4 separate regions of the Homo sapiens genome follow, and regions 2, 3 and 4 are each linked to region 1. The links are chromatin loops, found by intact Hi-C in ENCODE. Cell type or tissue: CD14-positive monocyte. All regions are shown on one strand. Links, peaks and the distances in the headings refer to the core of each region. The heading gives the core; the rest is flanking DNA.

The links. A loop is a pair of places that touch in the nucleus more often than their neighbours do. Peaks named below come from ENCODE experiments on the same cell type or tissue, not always from the same donor. Only the 100,000 strongest peaks of a DNase experiment are listed, where the experiment ranks them.
Region 2: it touches region 1 in a loop (2.2-fold over the local background); 10 of 110 quality-filtered maps call a loop at or near these places.
Region 3: a loop joins it to region 1, with 2.2 times the contacts of the local background. A loop is called at or near these places in 70 of 110 quality-filtered maps.
Region 4: it touches region 1 in a loop (7-fold over the local background); 3 of 110 quality-filtered maps call a loop at or near these places.

The regions. Positions count from the first base shown.
Region 1 is chr21:44,813,685-44,821,539 of GRCh38, forward strand. It overlaps SUMO3 (small ubiquitin like modifier 3), which reads right to left and starts at 4,378. Exons shown (of 4, transcript NM_006936.3): 1 at 4,264-4,378; 2 at 292-420. The coding sequence starts at 4,284. RefSeq lists an enhancer at 1,716-2,230 and silencers at 3,910-4,109, 4,290-4,869, 4,890-4,989. In CD14-positive monocyte, for the core only: no CTCF peak of the experiment used is centred there; DNase peaks (open chromatin) are centred at 4,087 and 4,447; H3K4me3 peaks cover 2,243 bases; H3K27ac peaks cover 1,164 bases.
Region 2 is chr21:45,074,791-45,082,645 of GRCh38, forward strand. It overlaps ADARB1 (adenosine deaminase RNA specific B1), which reads left to right. Exons shown (of 11, transcript NM_001112.4): 1 at 1-3. Among named protein-coding and RNA genes, the nearest start is that of ADARB1, 4.1 kb to the left of the region's middle. In CD14-positive monocyte, for the core only: no CTCF peak of the experiment used is centred there; a DNase peak (open chromatin) is centred at 4,351; H3K4me3 peaks cover 392 bases; H3K27ac peaks cover 429 bases; H3K27me3 peaks cover 797 bases.
Region 3 is chr21:44,930,825-44,937,000 of GRCh38, forward strand. It overlaps LINC01547 (long intergenic non-protein coding RNA 1547), which reads right to left. Exons shown (of 4, transcript NR_027128.1): 2 at 4,803-5,066; 3 at 4,110-4,272; 4 at 2,460-3,544. Among named protein-coding and RNA genes, the nearest start is that of LINC01547, 6.0 kb to the right of the region's middle. RefSeq lists an enhancer at 528-1,407 and a silencer at 1,737-2,106. In CD14-positive monocyte, for the core only: CTCF peaks have their summits at 1,987 (motif pointing left) and 2,191 (motif pointing right); DNase peaks (open chromatin) are centred at 527 and 1,997; H3K4me3 peaks cover 2,895 bases; H3K27ac peaks cover 2,539 bases.
Region 4 is chr21:45,633,673-45,641,527 of GRCh38, forward strand. No RefSeq gene overlaps it. Among named protein-coding and RNA genes, the nearest start is that of PCBP3, 6.1 kb to the right of the region's middle. RefSeq lists enhancers at 1-734, 3,249-3,378, 3,389-3,488, 3,509-4,026. In CD14-positive monocyte, for the core only: no CTCF peak of the experiment used is centred there; no DNase peak of the experiment used is centred there.

The sequences.
Region 1 (7,855 bases), core at 1,665-6,664:
GTTAGTACCCCATGGAGAACACAGCACCCCGGGCAGCCGCCCTGTCAGGAAGAAAAACCCACCACACTTCTCCGAGCCTCTAGGTCCCTCCACCTTATAAAAGGCCATGGGGGACAAGCCCAGCCTGGACTAATTTTACAGCACAAGCCCCCGCCTGCCCATCCACGAAGAGGGCACCTCGGGCAGCTGCATCTGGGTCCAGCCCCGAGACGCTCGTGCTCTGGGGATGCCTGGAACGCACAGGACCAGTGCGCACACGGGGAGGCTCTGCGGGGGAGCAAGGTGCCGCACCTGCCTCTCGCAGTAGGCCTTCATCAGCTTGCTCAGCGGCGTGTGCCTCTTGATCTTGAACTGCACCACGGAGCCGTCCTGCCCGGCCACCTTCAGGTTGATGTGGTCATTCTCTGTCTTCACACCCTCCTGCAGAAGACACCAGAGACTGGCCTCAAAACTGTGTCTCAAAATAACCGCGACTTGAATGGGCAAGTCTTTAGGTAATTGTTGGCTTTTTAAAGTCATCAAAACCAACCTAATTCTTAAAATTCTCCAGCAATTCAGAGTCACTCGTGATGGTTTTATTTTTACACAGAATTTATTTTTAACTTCCACTTGTTAAGCATCCATGTGTAAAACAATGCAAGCCTAGGGTCCTCTGACATTGTTAATTCAAAGAAAAAAACAAAGTCTAGGGAAAAATAAGAGAAAATCCATCTTTATTTTAAAGTTATTCTTGTGGGCTGGGCACAGTGGCTCACACCTGTTATCCCAGTACTTTGGGAGTTGACGTGGGAGGATGGCGTAAGCCCAGGAGTTTGAGACCAGTCTGGGCAACAGAGCAAGACCCCATCTCTTTTTTAAAAAATTCTTATGAAACCAGTAAAAACACATATCCAAAAGTCATGCAGCTATACAGCACTAGTAAAAGAAACCAAAAACAGAAGAAAACATTTGTGACTCAGAGGAACCCTATGGGACATTCAAGTGGTGATTTCGGGAATCCAACTGAGGACGGCCACTCCCCACAGCAGGCGGCCAGGCTCCTTCTCGCTGCCCTGACATCAGCAAATGTGAGGGAAGCCACCTCCGAGTACTTTCTGGTTTCAAACTGTCCTATCTGAGCGGCAGTAGGTGGTACTATTTTATTTTTTAATTCATGCCATACTTGAAGCTACTCAACAATGGCACAATCGGGGTGTCTTGTTGCCTGAAAATGCATTTTGAGTTGAGGCAAAAAGCTGATGTCAAGAGACTGGGAGCCAACTTCGGGGCAGCTCAGTCTGAGCCGAAAAGTGGGGCACCCCTCTGCCGGCCTGCACTGCTGGGATAAAGTCGTTTGTGAGTGAAGCAATGAGGCAGGGCCCTCCGGCTCACTCTGAAAGTCAAGTCTGGGGCGTCCTGGTACCCTTTCACCCCATGCTGAGCTGCTGCCCTCAGGAAGCACTGTACATCACACGCCTGTTCTCTCCACTTCTCCTTTCCTTCCCTGGCTGGGAGAGGGACAACTGTCCCAGCGATGCCTAAATACAGGGAGTGGGATGTAGAAGGCTCGCCTGAGGGTGAACCCAGGGACTGCACCCATGCTTGCTTCCCTGGGGTATGCACCCTGGGGAGACCCTGGGGAGGCATGGTGCTCTGTCAAGGGAGCTAGAGTGGCCTGCAAGGGGCCTTGGCAGTGAGGGGCTCCAGCTGCGAGCCTGAAGGTGCGTGTCCTGGGGCGGCACTCACCCCCCGACTCCAGTCTTGGGCCAGACACCCCTGCCCACTCCCGGGATGCCAGTGGCTTGGCGGCAGCCTGAGTGGTGAGCTGGCACACCCCCATCTCCCCATCCCGAATGTGGCCTCCAGCACAGAGACAACTGGCCTAGGAAGGAAGAGCATGCAAACAGCTCCAGGCAGGATGGAAGTGGGGACCCCTGCATGAGCCCCCTTCACTTCCCCAAGCATGAGGATGCACTGGCTTCTTTAGGGAAGGAAGGTATGAGTGTGTTCAAAGGCACAGATGCAGGGCCCAGACGTCCCCCACAGGGTAATGGCTGCAGCCCCGGGGGGAATGGCTGCAGCCCCGGGAGAGGCTGGGGCAGGGCAGGGCCGGCCACAGTGCCTCTGCTCCAAACAGAATGACGATCTGTCCCAGACCCCTGGTGAATTCCTAATAAGCAAGTGAACTCGTGAGTTAAAAAGTGAAGCCCTAAAAACATGGGCCTCAGTTTGCTACAGTCAATCCTCCACCTCAGCTATCCAGGGAAGTCAGAACCATTCTCCTGCCTGACCTAAAAGCTCTTCTTTCCAGCACCACCGGGCCCCAGAGTCCACCTCTTCCCCTTCGTCAGAGCCCCAGAGGGCAGAGCTGCTCCCACATGGGCTCAGAGGGGACCCACCAGAAGCGGGGCCTGTGAGGTGGCAGCCACTCAGTCATTCTGGAATTAAACAAGTGTTTTCAACGGAACTGGAGCCTGAGATTGACCACATGGCAGAGCTAAGTGTAAATACTGCTGAGAAAATTAATATCATATGTATTTTATTACATTTACTCTTCATTAAGAGGAAGCCACCTACAAAAACATAAAGGACATTTATATTTGACCTAGTTTTAACAAGTATTTAAATATTCAAACAACCCCAGAGTGGGAGAACTTTGACTTCACTGGAGTCAAAATGTAAAAAGCAAAGGTCACCCCAAATGCCATCTGGATAGGGCAGGTTTCCCTGGAGTCTGACCACAGCAAGCAGAGTGCAGACTTCCATAGAGGCCGCGACCATGGTTCCTGACGGTTCCATCCCACTTCCCGCCAGTGTCTGGCACTGAGCCTCCACCCTCATCTGTAAAGGGAGGGTGGTCACCTCCAGGACCAGGCCAGTATCAGAGACAGCCTCTTTACAGAGCCTTCAGCTCTAGTCATCTTCCACTGGGATGTAACATAGAGGCCGACAGTGCACACCAAGGGCTTCGGAAAGGTTCTCTTTTTATGAACACTGGAGAATGCGACTACAGACCCTCCCGAGAAGGAATGGCCAGTGCACCTGAATGCAGGGTGCATACCCCAGGACTGAGACTGGAGGGAGGCACACCCCAGCATGGCAATGGGGGAGACTAAAGCCCACCCAAGGCTGGATAAGGAGGGGTGGGCGCGCATGGTGGGGGAGGCGCAATGCAGAGAAGTGGGCGCACACCGTGGGGCGTGATAGGGAGGGGTGGGCACACACTATAGGGGGCGTGATGGGGAGGGGTGGGCGCACATCGTGGAGGGGGTGATGGGGAGGGGTGGACGCACACTGGGGGTGTGATGGAAAGGGGGACGCGATGGATAGGGGTGGGCGCACACTGGGGGACGCGACGGGGAGGGGTGAGCACACACTGGGGGTGTGATGGAGAGGGCGACGCAATAGGGAGGGGTGGGCGCACACCAGGGACGCGATGATGGGGACGGGTGGGCGCACACCAGGTGGCATGATGGGGAGGAGTGGGTACACACCATGGGGGGCGTGATGGGGAGGCGTGGGCGTACACCGGGGGGCGCGATGGGGAGGGGTGGGCGCACACCGGGGGACGCGATGGAGGCGGTGGGTGCACACGGGGCGCGATGGGTGGGAGTAGGTGCACACTGAGGGCACGATTGGGGAGACACGAAGGAGAGGGGTGGGCGCACACTGGGGGACGCGATGGCCGGGACACGATGCGGAGAAGTGGGTGAATACCGGGGTCGCGATGGGCGCCCTGGAAGGACGGCAGTGCTGCTCACAGGGGCCAGGCCCCTCAGAGCGCGCCCCTTGGGGGTAACCCCAGACGCTTGTTCCCGAGCCGACTCCGTGCACTCGACACAGGATCCCGCACCCAGGGCGATGCCGGGGGAGAGGGCGACCCCAACCAGCAATGACTCAGGAGAGGAGCACGCAAAGACGCTTCGGGGACACTGCTGGGGCGGGATCCGAGGGCGCCGCGCTCTGCAGGAGCAGCAGCGCGGGGCCCGACACCGGGCGCTCAAGGAGGCGCTGGGCGCGCGCCTTCCCAGCTGGGGAGGAGACGGGCGTGGAGCGGAGGCGTGGCCAGGCCCGGAGGGGGCGGAGCTCGCGGCACAGCGCGCTTCGCGGGGGCAGAGGGGGCGCACCTTGGGCGGGCCCACTTAGGGGCGGGGCTCTAGAGGGCGGGGAGGGGCGGAGCCTGTCAGGGGCGGGACGCGGGGCGGAGTCGGGGTGGGGGCGGAGCCGGGCTGGGGGCGGGACGCCCGCGATAGACGCGCGTGCAGGCGGGGTCGCCGCGCTTACCTTGGGCTTCTCCTCGGACATGGCTGCGCGAGCGGCGCGGGGAGGCGGCGCGGGGGAAGCAGCGCGGAGCGGGCGAGTCACGCTCTCGGCCCCGCCGCTCTCCCGCCGCAACTGTGCGCGGGGCCGCGCTTTATCCCCCAAATCCCGGCGCACCCGTTGGCCGGCACGGGGGTCACGTGGCTGCGCGCGTTCACGAGGCGCGCTCCCCGGGGCGTCGGGCGCGCGCAGGCCGGGCCGCGGCTCTGGGCGGTTGGAGATGCGTCACGGGGCGGGTCCCGCGCGACCCCGTCGGGCGCGGAAGCCCTAGGGCGCTGTGGGGCGCGGGCCAGGAGCGTTTACGGGGAGCCCGGGCCCTGGGGACCCTTGCCCGCCTCCCCGCGTCGCCCGGGCCCCGACTCCTTTCCTGGGGGCCGCGTTCCTGGGGCGCCGGGAAGTGAGGCCGGGGCCGCCGCCCATGGCCGCAGGGACCTGGGGCGGAGGAGGGAGGACGCTGGGGGTGACGTTCCCTCTCAGGAGCCGCGGACAGAGCGGAGAAGGCGGCCCGCGGGGTCCCGTCCGCGGGGGCCGCGCGAATCGGGCCAGCACCCTAGACGATTGGGGGCGCCACCCGCCTCCCTGCCGCCGCGGTTTCCTGTCAGCCCCAGGCCGGGCTCCTTTGGCCAACGCTCCTACGGGGCTGCCCCGGGCCCTCCACACCCGTCCTCAAGAAGACCCGTTTTACCTGTGAAGAAACTGAGGCACTGGGAGGTCAAACCACCCCCAGGTCAGCGCTGGTGAGCGGCGCCGAGCTTGGCCAGGCCGCCACGTCGGCGAGCGCGGGCAAACCCAGGCTGGACGCCGCCAGTGCCGGCGGAACGGGGACCTCGTGGACGCGGGAAACGCGCTGGGCCGGCAGGACGGCCTCCCCGGACTTGCGGGCGCCATTCCTGGGGTGCCTGGCCCGCCCCGGCCTCCATGTCTGTGATCCCAGGGCCTCGGATGGAACGGACCTGAGGGCGGACACCCCTGCGTCCCTCAGGAGTGCCCGGGTGGTGCCAGCCGGGGCGTGGCGGAGGTCTCATCTGATGGTGAGCCCGGCCGAAGGCGGGGGAGGCCGCACTTCAGGCTCAGCTGGGAAATGGCAGGGCCTGGATTTGAACCTAAGCGTCTGAGCCGTTTCTGTCCTGCCTGGGAAAGGCTCAGCCAACTGAGCAACGTCGCAAAGCCATGGAGACAAGTCTTCATGGACCATAACTTCACAAACCGTCTTCTACTCAAAAATTCACTTTCTTGGCTAGAGCCCCCACTTAGGAGGGGGAAGGCTGCTGAAGTCTTTCGGGGAGAGGGTCTGAGAGTCAGCCCCAGTCCCAGGCAGGTCATAAGGTGTGGTCCCTTCCTTCTGGAACCTGGAGCCCAGGGCCTCAGCAGAGGATGTGGAGGTGGGTGGCCAGCTCAGACGGTCCTGGGAGGGGGCTCCGCAACCAGCCCCTTCCGAGGGGACGTGGCGCCTCAGAGCCCACAGATTGCTGGCCCTGGAAGTGCCCTAGGGCAGGCAGGGTTCAGAGAGTTATCGACTCCAAGACACCGTTAATCATAAAACAACACGACCGTAGGTAGCACAGACACACTAAACTCCGGCAGGCTGTGGATGACGGCAGCCCGCTTCAGTGTTGTGGAAGTGAGAAACACGCAGCTTAGAAATCATGAGACACAGAACCCAAATGTGTTACCGCTCGAAATTACGCCAGTTGCTGTGTCACGAAGTGATGCGTGACTACAGTCATGGATAAGGGAAAAAGAGGCTCAGATGACATTAGGTTTTAAAAAGCCAGGCTATAAGACAATGGTGGTCTGAATTCAATTCATGCTGTGTCTGTCTCCCACACTGTGACCTGCCCCGAATCCTTCATGTGACAGCAAAGATGCAAAAAGGCTCTGTCGCAGCTGTGGGGACACAAAGGACACCGCTGGTGGACCGAACGCCAAGAGGTTTCTGAAGGACACAGCCAAAGGGGATCGAATGGACGGAGGAACCAGAGCTCAGGAAAAACCGTGGCCTACCACGAGCACAGGGTAAAGAACCCAAATGGCCAGAGCCCCTCCGGAGGGTCGCCACACCTGGCGATGGTCCCAACAAGAAGACTCATGAGAAGGCAGGGAACTGGCAAATGAGTAACAGCATTGCTGACATGAAAGCTCGACCCACATGTGACTAGGAGAGGGGTCCTGGCTGAGGACGCAAAGAACTGCGAGACAAAGTCACAGGACTCTCCCATGATGGAGAAGTTAAGAGAGGAAAGGTCAGGGCTGGGCTGGGTGGCTCATGCCTGTAATCCCAGCACTTTGGGATGCTGAGGCTGGTGGATTACAAGGTCAGGAGTTCGAGACCAGCCTGGTCAACATGGTGAAACCCCGTCTCCACAAAAAAATTAGCCGGGCCTGGTGGCGCATGCCTGTAATCCCAGCTGCTTGGGAGGCTGAGGCAGGAGAATCGCTTAAACCCAGGAGGCAGAGGTTGCAGTGAGCTAAGATCGTGCCGCTGCACTCCAGCCTGGGCAACAGGGTGAGACTCCATTTCAAAAAAAAAGAAAAGAGAGAGGGAAGGTTGGAAGGCCGAGACACCGGGCATCAGTACAGGAAGGGCTACGTCCACCTGACAGGAGCTGCAGGAGAAGGTGGAAAAAAGGAAACCAGGACAAAATCAAAGACAGAATTGGAGAAAATATCTCTGAGGCCAGGCACGGTGGCTCACGCTTGTAATCCCAGCACTTTGGGAGGCTGAGGCAGGCGGATCACCTGAGGTCAGGAGTTTGAGACCAGCCTGAGCAACATGGTGAAACCCCATCTCTACTAAAAATACAAGAATTAGCTGAGTGTGGTTGTGTGTGCCTGTAATTCTGGCTCCTTGGAAGCCTGAGGCTGGAGAATCAGCTTGAACTCAGGAGGCAGAAGCTGCAGTGAGCCAAGGTCGCACCACTGCACTCCAGCCTGGGCAACAGGGCAAGACCCTATCTCAAAGAAAAAGTAAAAATAAGAAATTTCTCTGAACTAAAGAAATATTTGACTCCATAAATGGAAAGGGCCCCTGAGTATCCAATGGCTGAGTGAGAAGACTGACACAGATGCTTGGCATGTGAGGAGAAATCCCTGAGGCGTTCAGAGACGTTTCTACTTACAGTTAGGGAGGACTGGTTGCCTCAGACAAACCCAACAAAAATAGCCCAAAAATCAGTATAAAATATTCTTTAAATCTGTTTAAGGCTATCAGCTACCAAAAGAAGTCTTTCTGTGAGGGGCAAAGACCTTCCCCCACCTCAAAAAGAAAAGGGAAGAGTTTTTTTCCTTTGAGGCACTTGGTGATTAGTATCCTGTGTTAGCCTAGACTTCCATAAAAACATACAGACCGGGGGCCGGACGCGGTGGCTCACGCCGGTAATCCCAGCACTTTGAGAGGCTGAGCCAGGCAGATCACCTGAGGTCAGGAGTTTGAGACCAGCCTGAACAACATGGAGGAACCCCATCTCTACTAAAAATACAAAATCAGCCGGGCATGGTGGCGCATGCCTGTAATCCCAGCTACTCGGGAGGCTGAGGCAGGAGAATCGCTTGAACC
Region 2 (7,855 bases), core at 1,325-6,324, 260 kb after region 1:
GAGGTGAGGGCGGCGCGGGGCCGCGGCGGCTCGGGCGGGCGCGGGCTCCGGACCCCGCGGTGGCGGCGTTTATGTAAGCGCCGGGCAGGGACTGGTGGTGGGGCCGGAGCTGCGGGCCGTCCCGGGAGCGGAGGGCGCCCGCGGAGAAGCGAGGGTGCCGCGGCACCGCCTCGCACCCACCCTCCTGGGTCGCCCGTCTGCTCCGGCGCTCGGCTCCCGGAGGAAGCTGCGCCCGGGCGGCCCCGCGTCCCCTCCCGAGGGCGCCGAGTCCGCGTGGGATGCGCCGCGCTGCGCCGCGGGGAGGGCAGGTGCGCCGGGACGAGGCTGCGCCCTGGGGACCGAGACTGCGTTTTGGGGAGGGGACGGTGTGCCCTGGAGATCGGAGGCTGCGCTGGGGACGAGGCTGCGCCCGGGGACCAGAGGCTGCCCCGGGTACAAGGTTGCGCCGGGGAACGGGAGGCTGCGTTGGCAACAAGGCTGCGCCTGGGGACGGTAGGCTATGTCCCTGGGGAGACGCTCCGCCCGGCATGGGACGCTGCGCCGGGGGACGGCAGGCTGCGCCCGGGATGAGGCTGGGCCCGGGCAGGGGAGGCTGCCTTGGGAGGGGACGCTGTGCCACGGGAGTGGAGACTGCGTTGGGGACGAGTCTGCGCCCTGGACGGTCCTGCGTGTCCTTCCGAGGGCGCAGTGTCCGCGCGGGATGCTCTGCGCCGCGGGCGGCCCGGGCCAGGGAAGTTCCTGCGGGTGCCGGGCGTCTGCAGCGATCGGGAGCAATCTGGGGCAGTTGGGGGCCCGAGGTGACTTTTGACGTGTTCACATCAGAAGGAAAATTATTGCGTGGTGGATGGGTGCGAGGGAAGGTGTCAGATTGGGCTGTGGACGCTGAAACGTGTTGGAGTCCCGATTTACACGCTGGAAAACCTAACCTAAAACGTGTTCCTGTCCAGGTTTCTATGTCGGAGATCTGCACCGTGGTGTTTAGTTCCCAGTTAATATTTTTGGTCAGCAGGTTTGGGCTGTTACTTCTGATACAGGCATTTTACTTCCTTCTTACTAACCATTATTGCATTCCGTTCTCGAAGTATAACGAAAAGTGGCATGATATCAAACTTGTTTCTTTAACGTTTAACTCCATAATTAAGATGATAGAACCGTAGTTTTTTTAATTGAGAATACAAATATGTATTTAATCCTCTTTGTTTCCTCTTAAATTTTGCCGTATGTTTTATTGCTTCGAAAGGTGCCACCCAGAGCTGCATTTTCCAAAACGCTAGGTTGTCTTAAGAGCAGTTGTTTCTAGGAGATAGAAAAGCTAATTGTCTTTTGATGACCATCTTTTCCTTGGGGTTGAGACTGCTGTATCCTTTTTGCCTGCTGAGGGTTTCCCAGAGGGGAAAGGGAGAAGGAAGAAAGGATAAAAGCTTGGCTGATACAGTTCCTTCTTGGATAAGAGAATTAACTGTCTCTCATTGCGCGGTTCCTCCGGAGGACAGGGTCCAGTATGCATGGACAGCCACAACGGGGGCTCGGTAAGTATTTGATGAGACAGGCTGAGCTGGGTGCCTATATCTTGCCTGTGGTGGAGAGGATGAACTCACACAGACTCTGAAAGGAATGCATTGTCTGTGAGTGATGCCCTGTTAGATGTCTGAGGGTTCCTAAGACTGGGTATATCCCACTACATCTACATCACATTTGAAGCTGTAGTTGGAAAGGAAAAAAGGAGGCCCTCCTGCAGGGACAGGGGCTTAAAAATAATCGATCCAGCTCTGAGAAATTGATGACACATGTGTCTCTGGTGTGACGTGCTCATGCAGTTGTTACTGGGAGGCCAAGGGGGAAGGATTAGCTATGAAGTGATAACATCATCCACAAAAAACATCTTGGCTCAGAGGCTAATTTCACTTCCTCGTGAATTTATGTATTGTAAAACATTTGAATTCTTTTAGATTTTTGGAATAAGAATTTTTTTAACTTCTATTTGTCCAGTGAATGCATAAAACAAACTTAATCCATTTGACAAATACTTGTCTGTGGCCTGTTATGTGCTAGGCCTTCCCTGTTTTAGGCCCTAGGAGATACAGTACTTAACAAGATAGGTAGAGATCAAAAATGCTTCTGGCATAAAGCAGTACATTTGTATTGATAGATTTAAAAAGATAAGCAAGCACACAGTACCTACAGAAAGGTAAAGCCTCATTCCACTCCATCCCTGGGCACTTGGTTCAAAGGCTGCACCCAATTGTGTATTGTCCTAGCAGGAGTCAAAGTGTGTATTGTATATGTTTTAATATATGACAAACCTTGCTATAGTGCATATTCTTACACGTGGGTACAAGCAAAGCCTACTAATTAGTTATTATCAAAATTTCTTAGCTGTAAGTTTTACTTAAGAACTGGGTTTTATTCCCTTGAATGCTGTGATTAGCTCTGTGATCAAACAATATAATTCAAATAGGAGGTAGTTAACTTTGGAAAGAAATAGATGAAGTTACACATTTACCAGCCTATAAAAAAGTTTAGCAAAGTTATCAAGCTTAGTTTGAAACCAAAAAGCTCAGAGAGGTCCAATTTTATTAGAAAACTCAATGGTGGCCGGGCGCGGTGGCTCACGCCTGTAATCCCAGCACTTTGGGAGGCCGAGGCGGGTAGATCACGAGGTCAGGAGATCGAGACCATCCTTGCTAACACGGTGAAAACCCGTCTCTACTAAAAAAATATAAAAAATCAGCCGGGCATGGTGGTGGGCGCCTGTAGTCCCAGCTACTTGGGAGGCTGAGGCAGGAAAATGGCGTGAACCCAGGAGGCGGAGCTTGCAATGAGCTGAGACCGTGCCATTGCACTCCAGCCTGGGCAACAGAGCGAGACGCCGTCTAAAAAAAAAAAAAGAAAAGAAAAAGAAAACTCAGTGGTTTTCTGTGTCAACTTTCTAAAATAGGAATTTCTAAATCTGTAATTTGGTGTGATGGAAATGGTGTTAAAAAAAAACCCATATTATTTTGTATGTTCATAATATGTGAGGTAGGAAAAGCAAATGGGAAAATTAAAAATTGTCCAGTGAAATCATTAAGATTCCTTCCTTATTCCTTGAGTGACTTTTCTTTCCAAGTTGACAGCTTTTTATCTGGGGTGTGGACAGGGACAGCGCAGTAGCCCACAGAGGTCTTCGTGGCAGGGCTTACCGCACCTTCCATTTGCAGAGTTTTGCTTCATCCATAGCTTGACAGCTGTTGGGCTAGGGCCATTAATATCAAATTATCACAATTTTTTTTTTTTGGTAGTTTGATTAGTACTGCTTGCTGCACTTTTCCACCTGTATGCCTATAAGATGTCCTAGGCGTACACAAAGAAAAGTGACTTTGGTTTTAGGTTTAACGTCTTTGTGATGGAACAGGAAGGGGGATGAAAGTAACTCTGAGATACCTTGTATTTTTATTGGAAGTACAGTGAAATGGAAGCTCTACTTGCTTCTAGTTTGGTGATTTTGGAACCTGGTTCCATTTCATTTGCTTGTTCATCCAACAGGCATTCACCCATGCATCCTGGCCCAGGTACTGTTCTAGGTATTGGAGATTCAGGATGAGCCTGATGAGGAGAGTTCCTGCCCTCAAGCGGTTCATTTTCTTGGGAAGGAGGAGAGCAGTAAACAAGCATTTGGTGTCCTAACTGCTTCAAAGGGCAAATGAGGCAGGGTAGGTGAGAGAAGGTCAAATAGGTGGTGAGGATGGAGTGAGCTGGGCTGAGGTCACGGCAGCAGCAGCCTCTCAGGCACAGGGAACTCTCGGGTGAAAGTCCCTGAGCCTCCTTGTAGTATGGTGGTCACCTCAGGGAGGCCATTGCTGCCAGAGAGGCTGGGCGAGTGGTAGGAAGTGAGATGGGAGTGGAGGAGAGCTGCATCTTGGAGCACACAGGCTGTGGTAAGGAATTTAGATTTTAAGTTTGATGGGAAGCCTTAAGGGAGCCTTTCTTCCTTCCTTGCGAATGACATGATCTGATTTATCTTTAAAAAGTACCACTCTGGCTGTTGGGCTTACAATATGCCAGGCTGTTTTAAGAGCTTTACATATATTAATTCATTTATTCTTATGACAGTCCAAAAAGTAGGCATTATTATCATTATTCCCATGTTACAGGGGGGAATACCTAGGCACAGAGTGGTTAAGTGATTTACCCAAGGTCACACAGGAAGTGGCAATGGCAGGATGTACCCTTACCTCCTTACTGCAGCTTGCTTTTTGCACCTCCACTACTGCAGACTGGAGGAGGAATATCAGCAAGGAGATCAGTTAGACTTTTGTGAAAGCTGGGTGACTGTACCGGCACCTCAGACCAGGGCGGAAGTGGTGAGATCAGATTCAGCCTACTGAATTTCAGCATTTGTAAGATGCCATCATTTTTAAGTTGCATCATCATTTCTTATGCTGCTAACAAAGGGAAAATGTAGCCAACTAGATTGTGACACAATGCTTTCTTGTTACCCAGCATTCATTTATACTCATTGAAAGAGCTTAGACTAAGCATTGACTTTTAAAATCATATAATTCATGCACTTTCATAAAAAAGGAAAATACAAGTAAAATAAAGTAATTCTGAAATTTCTTCACATCTAGAATCTGATTCTTCCAACTCAGCTTTTGACTTGGCGTTGGTGCCAGGTATGAGATAGGGAAGTCTGGGAAGAGCCAGTGTTGGGATTTGAACATGTGGAGCTTGTGACTGGAAGGCAGCCCAGCTCAGCAGCTCCACTCAAGGGCCAGATCTGGAGGACGAGGGTTGGGTCATTGTGCAGCTACTTCCTAGATGATCTTGAGCAAGCAGTCTAATCTCTGTGCTTCAGTTTTCTCATCTATAAATTAGGAAGAATAAAAGCAACTTGTCAGGGTTGTTGAGTTGCTAATGTAAAGTACCTAAAATAGTACCTGACTAACAGTATTTAATGGGGCTTACTTTGCTTATTATTTTTATGATTAGTTATCTGAGTAGAGAAAGGTGAATATGGATGGAAATTCAAGGTCAGGTTCAAGAAGAGGTTGGGGCCAAATATGTAAATTTGGGAGTCATTTGCATATTGCTGATCTATGAGGCATACAGTATGGATACAGAGGAGCAGGAGATGAGGAATGGCCTGGGAGCTTTTGGCAAGCGGTCCACATTGGGAGGGAGGGTCTAGCAACGCCATTGAAAAGGACTCTGTTTGAAGAAGGAAGAAACTAGTGAGAGTCTAGTGGCCTGGAAACCAAGACACCGAGGGGTTCTTTTCTTCTTATTCTTCGTGGGCTGGAGAGTTTCCTATTGGCTTTGATAAGAGGTGGTTGTGAGTGACCTTGATAGGTTTGGAGTGGTGGGGAGAGGAAACAAATAGAGTAGAGGTGGGAACATCAGTGTAGACGACTCTCTAGAGGAGTTCTGTTAAAAGGGAAGAGTCATGGGATGGTGGCTGGAGGGGACATGGGTACAGGAAGTTTTTAGTTGTATTTTTAAATGAGAGCGATGATAGCATGTTATGAGCTAATAGGAATGATCCAGTAGAGGGAAACATTTATAATATGCCAGGAAAGAGGATAATGTTGGAGCCAAGTCCTTGAGAAGGTGAGAGGGAGGCAGGAAGAGCAGGGATGCTCAGCTCTAGAAGGGAGGCGGGACTTCAGGAGGGAGGCAGGACTTCTGCACGTGGGAGCCTGGACTCAGAAATATTCCTCAAGACATGCTGCCCTTTTGAAAGGAGGATAGGAAATAAATCATGGTTTTGTCCTCAGTCCTAAAAAGTTCGGAATCTCACCCTAGGACTCAGGATCCAGCTTCTTACCAGCTTGTGCTGAACATGCCATGGGGCGTACTTACGGAAAGATACATGTGGAAATGGAATTTTTTATTTATTTAAAAAATTCACTTTTCTCTAAAAGTATTGTTACCTGGAGGTTGGCACCTTTATTCACCAAATTCAGTACTCAGAGGACTAGAAGACTCGGTGCCTGATTTGTGCTTGATTTGCCTAGCTGGGAATTTCAGTTTTGCATTTAAGACGACTCCCTCACCAACCCTACCCCCAGAGGAAAGCAGGTATTGTTGCTTTGGGCCTGTTGCATGTATATGTTTATGTTCCACTGGGTCAGCAGCATTCAGTGAAACACAGTTGCCTGTTAACTTGGTAAAATATCTTAATTGCATGAGTTTTGATTTGTTTTTGTGATTATTTGATTTTTTCAGGTTTGGAGTTTCAGAACACCCATCTTCTCAGTAGTTCAGCCAATGCGATGAAATGTGAAGAAGCCTTCCCCAGCTTCCTTGCATTCTCTCCATCATCTGTGCAGTGGAGAGTAGTTCCCACTGCTGTGGAAACATTTTCCCTTTGCTCTTTTCTCTCAGGGCAGGCTTTCCTGAGTGCCTGCTCTGTGTGAGTCATCGTGGGAGGATGCGGTGGAGAAGGACAGGGAGGAGGTCTGTGCTTCTTTGAACTGACATTCTGGTGGAGAAACTAAACAGATCACAGAGGCAGACACCGTGCCTCACAACTACACACGGACCCGGCTTATGATGGTTCCAGTAACAATTTTTGACTTGACTGTGGTACCCATACAGTCATTCTGTTTTTCACTTTTGGCATAGCATTCAATAAATTGCATGCGATATTAAGTACTTTGTTATAAAATAGGCTTTGTATTAGATGATTTTGTTCAATTGTAGGCTAATGTGAGTGTTCTGAGCACCTTTTAGGTAGGCTAGGCTAAGCTTTGATGTTTGGTAGGGTAGGTGTATTGAATGCTTTTTCAGGTTAGGATGTCTTCAACTTGCGATGGGTTCATAGGATCGGAACTCCACCGTCAGTCAAGGAGCACCTGTGCTGTCTTTATTGGCATGACCGAGGAGACAGGGCTGAGGTAGATGGCATCAAGAGGGTGGCTCCTGGTGGAGGTATGATGTTCTGGGAAGGCCTCTCTGAGTGCGATGTGGTACGCTGAGGCCCAGAGGGAAAGCATGAGCTCATGTCAGGAGGGGGGACAACAGCCTTCTGGCTAGAAGGATAGCCTGCCAGAGAGCCTGCTTATTAGAGTGGCCAGGATAGGACCAGAACCATTGTCCAGTCAGGGGCTAGGAGGTGAGGCTGCAGAGACACAGGGGCCAGGTCCTGCAGACTCTCAAGAGTGCAACAGGAAGAATGGAGGCCTGGGTTGGCACTGTTGCCATGATTTAGCGGGGCAGAGGTGGCAGAACTGGAGAAAAGAGAGCAGGTGTGAATTCTTGGTTGTGGGCAATAGATCAGGTCTTGGAGACAAGGGAAGTGGAGGGACCAAGAAGGGCTCTTGGAGCTCTTTGGATGGTGATGATGTGATGATGCCACGTTCCAGAGGATCTCAGGTTAGGAGTCTTCAACTAGAGACCTCATTTTGTATTGGGTTCTGTTTGAGTCTGCAAAGCAGTTGTCATCTAATATGTGACTAGCAGAATATTTGTTTGTATAGATACCTCTCAACTTACGATGAGGTTCATAACTTAAATATATTGTCAGTTGAAAATGCATTTAATACACCTAACCTTCAAAATTCAAAGTACACTTTCTATTAAATATGTATCACTTTCACACCATCATAAAGTAAAAAAATCATAAGTCAGACTGTTGTAAGCCAGCGTCTGTCTGTACCTTCCCACGGCCTACAAAATTTGTAATGCATTGTTTGTAAAACACAGACACGTGCATTTAAACTTTTATTAGGTAGAACTGGCTCTTCTTCAGGGTCCTTGTAATTAAGTCAGTTATTCCTCTCATGACATTCTTGTAGGAGGTCTCATTACCCCTATTTATCAGATCAGAAAACTGATGCTAAGGGGCTCAGTGACTTCCTAGGAAAGCTGGATA
Region 3 (6,176 bases), core at 1-5,000, 120 kb after region 1:
ACCCTTTCACACTTTAGCCATAGCAATGCCAAGCCCAGAGAGGCTGCAAGGCCCTGGGGAGAACAGAGGCCCCGGAAGGGGTGGCCAGCTGGGCTTCACTGCAGTCCTCACCAGACAGGATTGAGATTTTAACGTGTTAACTTGTTTTCTGTCTTTTCCAAATTGTTTATGGTAGCCATGCATTAATTTTATAATCAGAAAAGCATGTTATTATAACTCAAGTTAAATGGCTCCAAAACAAAAGTACCCAGACCCCAGAGCCTGCCCCTCTCTAGCTGGAGAGAGGGACGAAGTATAAGGAAAAGGAACGGAAAGCTGAAAGGACCCCCGGGCTCTGGAACCCGACCCAAGGGTGATGCCGCCAGGGCTACCAGGAAGCGGCTCCGTGCTGGGCTCAGCCGGTCTCCTACCCACCCCAGCACACCTCAGCCCCCAGCCTCTTCCTCCCGCGCCTCCCCCGCCCTCACCACTTCCTCTCAATGGTCCCTGGGGATTACAGCACGATTATTTTTATTGCAAGAGTTTCCCAATGCGGGAACTCACAGCCCCAAAGAGTTTGCATCTGAGCTTCCTGTAGCATCCTGGGGCACGGACAGGCGGAACCGGGCCATCAGCCGTCCCTGCGCACAGAGGCGCACAGATTGGATCCGGCCTCGCAGTCCCAGGAGCCAAGAGGGGAGGCACGCGTGCCGGTTCTCGGAAATTCATTATGGGAATGTGCGCGTTGTGGAGATGCTCAGACCGCGAACAGTACTGCGGGAACCCAAACGATCATTTTTAACCCCAGACGTCCCTGAACCAAAGCCAAAGTCTACAGGTCACTGGGGCAGAGGCCGCCCGAAACCAGCTGTCCCCTCCCGGCCTAGGCGCGCCAGGTCCCCGCCCAGCCGGGGCGATCCTTTGGTCGGACAGTGAGGTTGGGAGCCCACCGCACCCAAGTGCCGCCGCATCCACCCGGCGCAGGCGACCCCCGACGGGCAGCCGCTCACCTTCTCCTGGCCCCGGGCTTCAGGAAAACTGCCTGGAGGTGGCCGGGGTCTCCCTAGCGGAGGCTGGGCGGCGGGCTTCGCGCCTGCCTCAGTCTCCCAATCCGTGGCCCGGGGGATGGAGCCCGCTGCGCGCAGAGGCTGCGGCAGGTCCCAGCCAGGTGCCCTGGAACGTGGCTCCTCCTTCCCTGAGGCGCTCCCCTGGGCACGAGGATGGGTCTCGAAGCAGGAGGAAGCCGCCTTCCCTCACCCGCTGTCCGGAGCTGCTCAGCCGGTGCGCGGAGCCTCCCCCGCCGCGGACACCACGATCCGACCCCCACCCTGACCCCGACCCAGACCCCCACCGCCCGACCCCGGCCGTATTCCGTTGCGTTTGCTCCCTGCCAGCTCCGGGGCCACCACTGAGCACGCGCTGTGAGTAGGCGCTTCCTGGAGCTTTTCCTGGGGGTCCTCAGAAAAACCCCTGCCGTCCCCATTATAGAGATGGGGAAACTGAGGCTCAGGAAGGCCAGAGCTTGCCCAAAACCTGCGGTCCGCGGCGGGCAGGGATTCCACGCTCCGAGCCTGGCCGCCTCCCTGGGGCGCGTGAAGGGAGCTTTCCTTCCCCGGGAAAGGCCGGGGCCAGAGACCCGCACTCGGACCAGGCGGGGGCTGCGGGGCCAGAGTGGGCTGGGGAGGGCTGGGAGGGCGTCTGGGGCCGGCTCCTCCAGGCTGGGGGCCGCCAGCTCCGGGAAGGCAGTCCTGGCCTGCGGATGGGGCCGCGCGTGGGGCCCGGCGGGGCGGCCTCGGGAGGCGTCCAGGCTGCGGGAGCGGGAGGAGCGGCCGTGCGGGCGCCAGCGCCGTGGGTGGAGGTCGCCGTCCCTCCTGAGGGGCAGCCGGTGCATTTGGGACCCGGGAGCAGAGCCCGCGCCTCCCCAGCGGCCTCCCCGGGGGTCTCACCGGGTCTCCCGAGAGCGGAGGCCCCGGCTCCGCAGAAACCCGGGGCGGCCGCGGGGAAGCAGCGCCCTCAGGCGTCGGAGGAGCCCCCAGAAGGACCTCGCGCCTCCCCGCCGGGCTCCGACCGCCTGGGTTCGGTGCGGGACGGCCCAGGCCGCCAGGACCCCCAAGCGCAGCTCAGTCTGCGGGGCACGACCCAGAGGCCAGCAGCAGAGGACGGGGCCGGGGCCGGGAGAGGGCGGGGAGGGCGCTCCTGGGAGGTCAAGGCCAGGGCTAGGCTTTCAGGGTCATGGCCTGGCCCCTCATCCCCAGGGAGGTGAGGGGGCTCTGTGAGCAGAGGGGCCCCGGTGGAGAAGGCGCTGCTAGCCAGGGGCGGGGCAGGAGCCCAGGTGGGGACTTAGGGGTGGCTGAAGGGACCCTCAGGCTGCAGGGATAGGGAGGGAAGCTAGGGGTGTGGCTTGGGCAGGTGCTGGGGGACCGCGGGCGCCCTTTATTCTGAAGCCGAATGTGCTGCCGGAGTCCCCAGTGACCTAGAAATCCATTTCAAGATTTTCAGGAGTTTCAGGTGGAGACAAAGGCCAGGCCCAGGTGAAAATGTGGCAGTGACAGAGTATGGGGTGAGAACCACGGAGAGAGGAAGTCCCCGAGGCAGATGATGGGACAGAGAGCGGGGACCAGAATTTTTTAAAACGCATCTGAGATGCGTTTGGCAGACTCATAGTTGTTTTCCTTTCACGGAGAAAGTGTGGGCAGAAGCCAGCTCTAAAGCCCAGGCTGCCCAGCCTGCACTGGCAGAGCTGACGGAAGGCCAGGGCAGAGCCTTCCCTCCCTGTCACAGACATGAGCCCTGGAGATCTGGAATGAGGCAGATGTGCCCAGGGAAAGCTGATCCGCCCCGACCCAGGGCCCCCCGGGTGCCCCTTTGAGCGTGGAATCGTTGCCAGGTCATGGCTCCCTGCTATCGAACACCGGACATGGGTCGTGTGCTGCACCTGGCAGTTGCAGGACCGACACCCGCAATGCCTTAAGAGGTGATGACTGCCTTCCAGGGGCCTGGCTGGCTGACACTTTGCATGGCTCCTGGAGAAGAGGGATTGAGTGGAGTCCACGGGTCATGGCCACGTCCTGGGTGCTGCCTCTGAGGCAGGGCCCGGCTGGGGTGAGAAGGGGCTGGAGACAGGTTCCTGCCAGTTCAGCCTCTAACCGGTGGTCTTCATGCCTAGGAACCCACTGGGGGCTTATGAAACTGCAGGTGGCTGAGTCCTTGCCATGGGGTCTCTCCTTCAGCAGGTCTGGGTGGGGCCGGAGACTGTACCCCACAAAAGGTCCCAGGTGAGGCGGATGTGGCCTGGCGCTGTGTGGCTCTGGACCTAGTCCTTGGGCTTGGGCTGGCACCCAGGGCCTGGGCTTGAGACAGCTGTGACGCAGGCAAGCCATTTACCCCGTTTGTGGGGACATTACATCTTCCTAGCTTGGAACACACAGGCAGCCAGGGTTGTTATCCACATTCCTCCTCCATGTTCTTCTCTTGAGAACTTTTACCAGGTATGTCAGGAGCTGGGCTCCACCAGGGAGACTCAAGTGGAAAGCCCTCATCCTTGTCCTCCAGGAGACAGGAAAACCTATGGTTACAATTCCAGGGACAAGAGCGATGCATGTGAGGTGTGGCAAATCTCACTGTTCAACTGGAGAAATCAGAGACAGCTTCCTGGAGGCAGTGACACCTGGACAGGCTTCTCCACAGGAGGAAGCGAGTGAGAGAAGCCAACTGGGATGGACCCATCATGTAGGGGGAACAGTGCGCGCAGAACCAACAACCACCCCCACCCTAGGCCCAGAGCTCACGGAGAGAGCTGGGCCTCTCGGGGTGACTACATAGTTCCCTGCTGGATCTTAGGTCTTGTCCTTGGGCAGCTCTGCTGAGACCTCTATGCCTGTTCCAGGCTGCACCAAGGTTTTGTGACTATTGACCCTTGACTTTGAGTTGGGAGTTGCTGTATTTTTACTAAGGGATGGAGAGACACAGCCCCCAACCCCCAGGGAGCTGGGCTGGCTCTCCTATGGCTCAGCCCATAGCTCCAGCCCCAGGGATGTCCAGAGGATCAGAAAACTCCCTCCCTCCTTTAAAGCAGCTACTGGCAGAGTCCGTGGAGCTCTTGGGGGCTGGGAGACAGGCAGGAAACCCACCTGGCAGGCAGGCAGGAGCCCATGGGGGAGGGTTGATCTTTGATCTTCCTCTGATGGCCCAACGGGAACTGTGAGCACCCAGCCGCTCACTGGGACATCTCGGTGCAGGGAAAGGGCTGAAGCTGGCGCAGCCACGGCAGCATCCCCTCTCGTGGCAGTGCTCCTGAAACAGAGACGTGGTCTGGGCAGCATGCTGAAAGGCATTTCTGAATGAAGCCTCCTACTGACCTAGAGCCAGCACACACCACTCCAGGGGCAGAGAGGAGAGAGCAGGAGCAGGAGACAGTCCAGGGCAGAGGCAGGCTCTGAGTCCATGGAGACCCTCCCTGGGGCACCCCCTGCATCTGCAGGGGTCCAAGCCTAGCACTGGCTCTGCAAGGATTCAGCCACTCATACTGTGCCCCCCCAGCATGGGGCATCTGTGGGTCTCCCTGAAGGTGGGCACCTGGGCAGCCTTCCTGAGGGGTCAGAGCATCCTTGCAGGCATCAGTGATTCCCTCTGTCCCTTTCACCACTGGCCATGGCTGGAGCAGAGCAGCACCGCATGGTTTGGCTCTGGACAGCTGTGAGGCCCCATGAGGCCCAGCATGTCTGCAGGGGCCTCTCCTAGCCCCCTCTCTGCATTCTGAGGCTTCACTTGTTGAACAGAAAGAGGTAGCAGAATCCCAAATAAGAGTGCAACATGTCACCTACCAGCTCCAGCGCCTGGGGGCCAAGTGTGGACTCAGAGCTTCTGTCCAGCAGAGGCCCCTGATGTGCAGCTGCACCGAGACACCCAGGCAGGGCGTCACCTGCAAGGTCAGCTGCAAGGCTGGGACTGGGGTTTGTAATCGCTGTTGTCTCTTGGCCTGCAGGATCCTCACGCGTGCCGCTTCGGTCCTGATGGGCAGGACGCAGGTCTCTCACTAGACCAGTGTTTCCCTCTGTGAGGCCTGGAGAGGAGCCTTCTGGCCACTCCTGGGTACAACACGAAGGGAGAAGCAGACCTGAGTTTTTTATTTTTACTTATTTTTTTTTTTTTGAGACAGAGTCTCGCTCCATCGCCCAGGCTGGAGTGCAGTGGTGCGATCTCGGCTCACTGCAAGCTCCGCCTCCCCGGTTCATGCCATTCTCCTGCCTCAGCCTCCTGAGTAGCTGGGACTACAGGCGCCCGCCACCACGCCCAGCTAATTTTTTGTATTTTTAGTAGAGACAGCGTTTCACCGTGTTAGCCAGGATAGTCTTGATCTCCTGACATTGTGATCTGCCCGCCTCGGCCTCCCAAAGTGCTGGGATTACAGGTGTAAGCCACTGCACCCGGCCAGGCCTGAGCTTTTTATATACACCAACTGCCAAACATTCCACGTGAATTTCCTGAAACTTCTCTTTGGAAAGCTTCTGTTTGTATGTATAAGGCAATGTGCATGCCAGCATGTCAGTTACAGCAGGAGAGAGGGAACAAGCCATGTGGGAACTGATGGAGCCATGTCACATCCAGTGTCCTCTGCAGCCGCTATGGAGTGCCAGGAGGAATGAGGGGCAAATGGTAAGATCTTTATGACGTGAGAGAAGCCAGGTGCGGAGCAGGGAACAGTCAGGTTTAATTGGTGTGAAGAACAGGATCACTGAAAAATATTTTCTCATAGATAAAACTCTTTTTGTATAAAAGTCTACAGAATTGCGATAGGAAACCCATAATCATGGTTTCAAGTGGGCAGAGAACTAGGCTCTGGCGTCAGGGGAGGAAGGGGAACTGTTCACTGTCAACACCTTTTAGGACGTTTCCATTGGGATCGAAGGGTGGCTCACTCTGCCACTTTGACATAAGAATCACTTCTACCTAAGGCACTTGAAAAATGGCACAGGCAAGAGCATCATCGGATCTCTCCTTTTCTTCCTGAAGACAGGAGATAAAAACGCTCAGGTGAAAGATGCCTTCCCTGTACCGGGCGAAGAAAGATTCCTCTACAGGGAAGCACGTCATAGCCAACAGAATTCTGTACAGACATTAAAGTAATTAAAGTAATTCCTGTCGTTCTTAAGCCTCCCCACACGGTTTACTTTTCCACAACTGCCTCTTTGTTCAGC
Region 4 (7,855 bases), core at 1,568-6,567, 820 kb after region 1:
CGCCGTGAAGCGCTTCCGGTCTCCGTGCTGGTGGGACTGAGAAGAACGCCGTGCTGCCGTTCCGGCCACACCAGAGAAGTGCTTCCGGTCTCCGTGCTGGTGGGACTGAGGAGAACGCCGTGCTGCCGTTCCGGCCACGCCGTGAAGCGCTTCCGGTCTCCGTGCTGGTGGGACTGAGAAGAACGCCGTGCTGCCGTTCCGGCCACGCCGGTGAAGCGCTTCCGGTCTCCCTGCTGGTGGGACTGAGGAGAGCGCCGTGCTGCCGTTCCGGCCACGCCGTGAAGCGCTTCCGGTCTCCGTGCTGGTGGGACTGAGAAGAACGCCGTGCTGCCGTTCCGGCCACGCCGGTGAAGTGCTTCCGGTCCCCGTGCTGGTGGGACTGAGAAGAACGCCGTGCTGCCGTTCTGGCCACGCCGTGAAGCGCTTCCGGTCTCCGTGCTGGTGGGACTGAGAAGAACGCCGTGCTGCCGTTCCGGCCACACCAGAGAAGTGCTTCCGGTCTCCGTGCTGGTGGGACTGAGGAGAACGCCGTGCTGCCGTTCCGGCCACGCCGTGAAGCGCTTCCGGTCTCCGTGCTGGTGGGACTGAGAAGAACGCCGTGCTGCCGTTCCGGCCACGCCGGTGAAGCGCTTCCGGTCTCCCTGCTGGTGGGACTGAGGAGAGCGCCGTGCTGCCGTTCCGGCCACGCCGTGAAGCGCTTCCGGTCCCCGTGCTGGTGGGACTGAGAAGAACGCCGTGCTGCCGTTCCGGCCACGCCGGTGAAGCGCTTCCGGTCTCCCTGCTGGTGGGACTGAGGAGAACGCCGTGCTGCCGTTCCGGCCACACCAGAGAAGTGCTTCTGGTCCCCGTGCTGGTGGGGATTGAGGAGAACACGGGTACAGCTCCACAGCTACCTTTCCCGGGCCAGAGGCTGGGCGGATCTGCCCCAGGGAAGACCCCACATCTGCTGCGGCGGCTGCAGTCCGGCTCCTTGAGGCTGGTTTCCTGTCCCCTCCTTCCCACTACGTCCCCTTCCCACCAAAGCAGTGACATCAGCTCCATCTAGTTTGAAAACAGAGGCTGGTTTGAGGGCTGGAGCCAATTAGTTATCACATTAAAATGTGTGCTATCCCTGGGGAACTTCTTGCAAGGTTTCACTTCTTTTCTTTTTTCAAAGAATCGCACTCTTGTTGGCGGGGACCAGCAGAAGACGGAGACGTTTTTCCATAACCGGCTGCTGCTGTGGGAGCCGTGGGCTGGGAATGCAGCCGAGTCTCCTCTGGGGCATGTGGGTCTCCGAGGCTGGAGTTCTCAGACGGTGTGTGTGCATGTGTATGTGCTGTGGAATCTGTGTGGAGTGTGTATGTGTGTGATGTGCTTCTGTGTGATGTATGTGTGTGTGGTGTGTGTGTATGTATGTGTGAGGTATGTGTGTTGCGTGTGATATGTATATGTGTGATGTATGTTTGTATGTGATGTATGTGTGTGGTGTGTATGCATGTGTGGTGTGTGTATGTGTGTGTGATGTGTATGTGTGTATGGTGTACGTGTGTGTGTAGTATATGTGTGTTTGTGATATGTATTTGTGTGATGTTTGTGTATGATGTGTGTGATATGTATGTGATATGTATGTCTGTGATGTGTTTGTGTGTGATGTATGTATGGTGTGTATATGTGTGATGTATGTGTGGTATGTGATGTATGTGTGTGATGTGTGGTGTGTATGTGTGTGATATGTGTGTGGTGTGTGTACTATGTGCGTATGTGTGTGCTATGTGTATGTGTGGTGTGTCTAATTCATAGTATGTGTATGTGTGTGTGGTGTGTGTGATATGTGTGTGATGTGTTTGCATGTAATGTGTGGGGTATGTGATATACATGTATGTGTGTGGCATGTGTGATATGTGCTTGTGCATGTGTGCAGTGTGTGGTGTGTGTGTATGTGAATGTGTGTGGCGTGTATGTGTGTGGTAAACAGGTGTATGTGTGTGATGTATGTACACATGATATGTGTATGTGTGTATGTGTATTCATATGATGTGTGTGGTGTGTGTGAATGTGTGTGATATGTGTGTGATGTGTATGTGTATATGTGTGGTGCGTGTGCATGTGATATGTGTATATGTGTGATGTGTGTGGTGTGCATATGTGTGATATGTGTAAATGTGTGATGTGTATTTGGTGTGTGCATGTGGTGTGTGAATGTGTGTGATGCGTGGTGTGGTGTGTGAATGTGTGCGATGTGTATGTGGTGTGTGTGATATGTGTATGTGTGGGGTGGTGTGTGTGTGATGTGTGTGTGGTGTGTGTGATGTGTGTGTGACGTCTGTGTGGTGTGTGTGTGATGTGTGTGGTGGTGTGTGTGTGGTGTGTGTGATATGTGTATGTGTGTGGTGTGGTGTGTGTGATATGTGTATATGTGTGACGTGTGTGTGGTGTGGTGCATGTGATATGTGTATGTGATGTGTGTGGTGTGTGTGTGATGTGTGGTGTGTGTGTGTGTGATATGTGTATGTGTGTGATGTGTGTGGTGTGTGATGTGTGTGTGGTGGCATGTGTGTGGTGTGTGTGTGATGTGTGTGGTGGCGTGTGTGGTGTGTGTGATGTGTGTGTGGTGTGGTGCATGTGATATGTGTATGTGTGTGGTGTGTGTGTGATGTGTGTGGTGGTGTGTGTGTGGTGTGGTGCATGTGATATGTGTATGTGTGTGTTGTGTGTGGTGTGTGTGTGATGTGTGTGTGGTGTGTGTGTGATGTGTGTGGTCTGTGTGATGTGTGTGTGATGTGTGTGGTGTGTATGTGATGTGTGTGTGATGTGTGTGTGGTGGTGTGTGTGATGTGTGTGGTGTGTGTGTGGTGTGATGTGTGTGTGGTGGTGTGTGTTGATGTGTGTGTGGTGGTGTGCGTGGTGTGATGTGTGTGTGATATGTGTATGTGTGTGATGTGTGTAGTGGTGTGGTGTGGTGTGTGATATGTGTGTGTGATGTGTGTGGTGGTGGTGTGGTGTGTGATATGTGTATGTGTGTGATGTGTGTGGTTGTGTGTGTGGCATGATGTGTGTGTGGTGTGGTGTGTGATATGTGTATGTATGTGGTGTGTGTGTGGTGTGTGTGTGATGTGTGTGTGCGATGTGCGTGTGGTGTGCATTTGTTTGGGGGAGGGCTGTGCATTTCTGCTCTCAGCTTGGCCCCCAGCAGCCAGCAGGGACTGCTCTCCTCTGGGCCCCCACACACACGCAGTGGCGCCCCAGCTCCACACCTCTTTCCTGCATTCACGCTGCCCCCTCGCAGCCCTCCCAAAGGGCCGCCAGGCACAGGGCCATGGGCATGCTGGTGACCGGGCACAGCTTCTCCAGCCTGGAGCCTTCCCGTCCTTGGTGCCGTCCTGCACCCGCAGTCTGTGCCGGGGAGCTCAGCGCCCTGCCACTCCGTGTGTCCAGTAGCCCCCGGACCGCGGTGCTGGCATGCTGCTGCTCCACCGTGGTTGTGGTTTGGACAGGACTGCTCACAGGATCAGCACAGCATGCTCTGCCTGCCGCAGAGGGATAGCGACCCGAGAGAGAAGGAACAGCAGTAGCATCGTGCGTGGGTGCAGCAGTGGAGCCTGCTGGGGTGGAGTTGAAGCTGCTCTCTGGCAGGCCCTCTTTGAGCAGCTGACAAGCACCCTCCGTGTAGTGTCCATACCAGCAGAGTGAGTGCCACCAGCTCCTTTGGGGGCCTTTAGGCCAGAGGTGTGCAAGGGTAGACCTGCTGAGCTCCAGGAGAGAGCCTGTGTGGGCCAGGGCTGCTGACACGGCAGCCACAGAGCTGGCGGTTAGTGGGGCAGCTGTGGCATGCGGTGGGGCCGACCCCACAGAGCCTCCCTAGCTGGAGCGGCCTGGAGCACCCCTGGCTCTCCACGATGGCCGGCCCCGGGACTCGGGAGTGGACAAGCTGGAGCGCCCCTGGCTCTCCACGATGGCCGGCCCCGGGACTCGGGAGTGGACAAGCTGGAGCGCCCCTGGCTCTCCACGATGGCCGGCCCCGGGACTCGGGAGTGGACAAGCTGGAGCGCCCCTGGCTCTCCACGATGGCCGGCCCCGGGACTCGGGAGTGGACAAGCTGGAGCGCCCCTGGCTCTCCACGATGGCCGGCCCCGGGACTCGGGAGTGGACAAGCTGGAGCGCCCCTGGCTCTCCACGATGGCCGGCCCCGGGACTCGGGAGTGGACAAGCTGGAGCGCCCCTGGCTCTCCACGATGGCCGGCCCCGGGACTCGGGAGTGGACAAGCAGACTCCTCCACCTCCACCTGTCCTTTCAGTATTTAAGTGGGGACCCGCAACGGGCGGGAAAGGAGAGACCAGTGCTGACGGAGCTAGGGACGCCAACAGATGTGAGAGCCACGTCTGTGCATTTCCAGGAGGCCCCATCATCTGGATGTCAGGCAGGGAGGAAGGGAACCTGCCGTGGCAACCCACCTGCTGGGTGCATCCTGTTCTCTGGGTGTGGGACTTCTGACTCGTTCACCTGGGAGGCCAGAGGGCAGTACACACAAGCCCTCCTGACCTTGGCTTTGTTCCCAGCCTTTGATCATAGGTTTGCAAACTCCTAGGCTCCCCAGGTACCATAAACGCAGAGACTGGCCTAGTCCTAGGTGGTCCGGGGGGTGGCAATTGGGAGAGAGGGGGCTAAAAAGAAGCCTCTGTGAGCCAGACTCAGTTCCTACGCTCCCCATTTGTGACTGCAGCTACAGTGGACGGTTTTGCCCCCTTAATTTACATTTTAATGGTGTATTTCTCATGATTTATGTTCTTGAATTTTCAACATAAAACACTTATCAGAGGTCGTTGGTTGCAGGGAGACTAAATGCATGTGTATTTATTTTCCAGTCCAGTAAAGTAGGAAGGCAGGTGCTTGCTAAACTGTGGCAGAGGTGGGACACCAAGAAATTTGGGGTCCTAAGTAAATAAAGGCTTGGTGGGCTGGGCCAAGCCTGTCCCACCACTCTCTTTCTCTTACGGGAATACTCTGCTGAACAGCTCCACATGTTTAAATCCATCTCTACACTCTACAGATATTACAGAGGATTACTCATGTCAACAGAGAGGTTTCAGGTGGCCCTAATAAAAAAGCAGCAAATGGATATAAAGTCAGTCTTAAGGTGTTACTTGTCGGTAGGCAAAGCAAGGGCATCTGCAGCACGCCCCACCTGTGCTGGTCTGCCCAGCAGCTGGTGGGCTTTCTTTGTGGGATTTGGAAGCTTTGCATTTCCCCCTCCAGTCTCTTCCTGAGAACCCAGCAGAGGTTGGAGGGAGGGTGGGAGTGACGTGGTGGCTCGGCACCAAAACAAAGAGTTGTTCTAATTTTAGAGTCTTAATGGTGCCCGTTGAGGCACACAGAGAAGGGGCGGAATTCTGGCTACCTCTGAGCTGAAAGTCTTCCCAAAATAAAAGGAAGGTCTGGATGACCCGTGACGTTTCTGGTGCATGTGTGAGGTGTGTGCATTTCTTCTTTATGCAAAATATAAGAAAACTTACATATAAAAAAGACAAGGGGGGAGTGCTCTGTGTGCAGTGGGGGAGGGGCCCAGAGCAGAGGAGGACTGCTCCCCAGGGCTGAGAGGCACCTGAGGGCGCCAGGGTGGCAGCAGGAGCTCTTTCCTCCCTCTCTGTCTCTGTCTCTCTCTTTCTCTCTCTCTCTGTCAGCAGTGACTCATGGACCCCAGGGCCTGAGATGTCTATCCCAGTTGTGGAGATGCCAGTCTGAGGGGCAGGCCAAGGATTCATTTGCTTCTTAGCGTGAAGAGCTGAGAGGACACAGGACCCATCCCTCGTCCATTAGGGATCATGAGGGCAACTGGGGGAGTTCTGGGTGCTTCTCCACAGCCAGATATTAGAGACCCTGTGATTATTTTCTGCTAAAACCAGGGCACACTGCCAGAGAAGCCGATGGGCTGCTCTATGTGAGACTCCATCCAATTCACTTCCAGGATGTTTTACCCTTTGGGGCAGAGCCATCTGCTTCCGTGCATGGCTTGAATCCAGCTTACCAACATTGATAACTTTTTGTGCCTATGACAGGGACAGATGTCACTGCCAGCCCCTCATGTCGGCAGAGCAGGCACTCCCCATCCTCTCTGTGTTCATTCTATGCTGGGGAAGGGGGCTGGACACTGAAGGAGTGGCCGGGATGCAGAAGCAGTGCAGAGTGTGCTTCTGGGAGACACCCGGAAATCAGGGCAGCTGTGGGGCACAGGGCAAGGGTTACCTTGCCAGCCCCGAAGAGGAGAGGTGGCTGCAGCCCCACCTACACCAGATGCCTCTCTCCGTCCGTCCTGGGTGTCTCTTTCCATGCTCCACTCATGCCCACTGCCCTTCCAGATCACATTTCCAGGAAGTGCCCTGTTCTGGGTGTCACCATCACCCAAGCTGGGGGCACCTTGCAAGCCTTCTGGCCATGGCTTGCTGTCTCTCTGCAGGGTCCCAGGCCCAGGCCAGGGGCCAGTCAGGCAGTGCCGCATGTGGGAGCTGCCTCTTCAGCAGGGGGACAGGGGAGAGGGCATGAGGGGACCCCTGAGCTGCTTCACCTAATCCAAGTACAAACACCACAGCACCAGGTAAGTTAGGTCAGGTGCACTTATGATGAGGCTGATATAAAAAGGAGGAAGCGGAAGTGGGAACTATTTTTAGTTTCTGTATTTCCCTAACCAGGGCAGCTGGCACAGGGATTGGCTTCTTGGTCTCTGATTTCCACTCCAGCACTTTGGCCATCAGAGGATCCTGTGTGAGCTCAGCTGAGCCAGCCCCAACACCCCCCAGCAGCTTTTGGTGGGCAGTGGCAGCGGTCCCTGTGCAGGGCAGGAGCCTGGGGAAGCAGGGGCTGGGTGCTGCTGGTCCCTGGAAGAAGGACTTCTACCCCAGTGCTTTGTGAAGAGGACATGAGGGCAAAGTACTAATTTGCCCCTAGGTAACATGTGTGCTGGGGTTGTAGGCTGAGGTAAGGGTATGAATTCTGCCTGAGGAAAGGCTCAGCCTGGAGTGTAGTCCTGCTGAAGGCCAGAGACCACACACTCCACCCAGACTCCGGATCTCCCTCCCCAGCAGGGGGATGGAGGCCCTGCCGCTGGGAGTGCTGGTGTTATGTGGAAGGGCTGGGCTTCTCCAGGGCTCCTGGGAGGCCTAAACATCTTGCAAGGTTTTGACGTTAATTACTATTATGATTGCTTTCTGTGTGTTACTGTTTTCCCCACACTTTAGCCAGCTAATGTGGAGCTACAGAAGGCCCTCGCCCCTACCCCTCCAGATGTCCCAGCCCATGACAAGCAGGAAGGCCGGGTGCTGGGAGACTTCCTGGGGCTGGATCTGACATCATTCCAAGCAGATGATAACCTGCCTTCCCGATTTCCAAACCCACAGCAAGACACCCTGGAGTTATTTATAAATGCGAGCCCCTGGGTGCACTTCTGACGGGACCAGCACCCTGACGGCCATGAGAGGGTGGAGACAGCGCACCCCGAGCTCAGGGAGGCAGGAAACTCTGGACCTGGAGGCCGGGCACCATGAGGGACACGCTGCAGGCCCAGCTGCTGCCGCCTGGGGCGGGGCTGCCCTGCAGGCTCCGGGAAAACCCAGAACCAGGCCGGATCAGCGTGTGTCAAGAGGCGGGGCGTGAGAGATGAGCTGCTTTTTTTCTTCACAGGGTTGGCAGGAACTGCAAATAATAGAAAGTCTTTAGGGTCTAACACGCTGCCCTGAAAACACTATCATTACTTTCCTAATGACTAACTGTGTCTTTCAGCCGGCGGGGCAGGCAGCTGAGGCCGCAGGCTCCCGCAGAGGACCGGGGGAGGCTGGCAGCCTGTAATCTGGGGGCGCTGACAGTGCTCTGCCCAGACCCTCG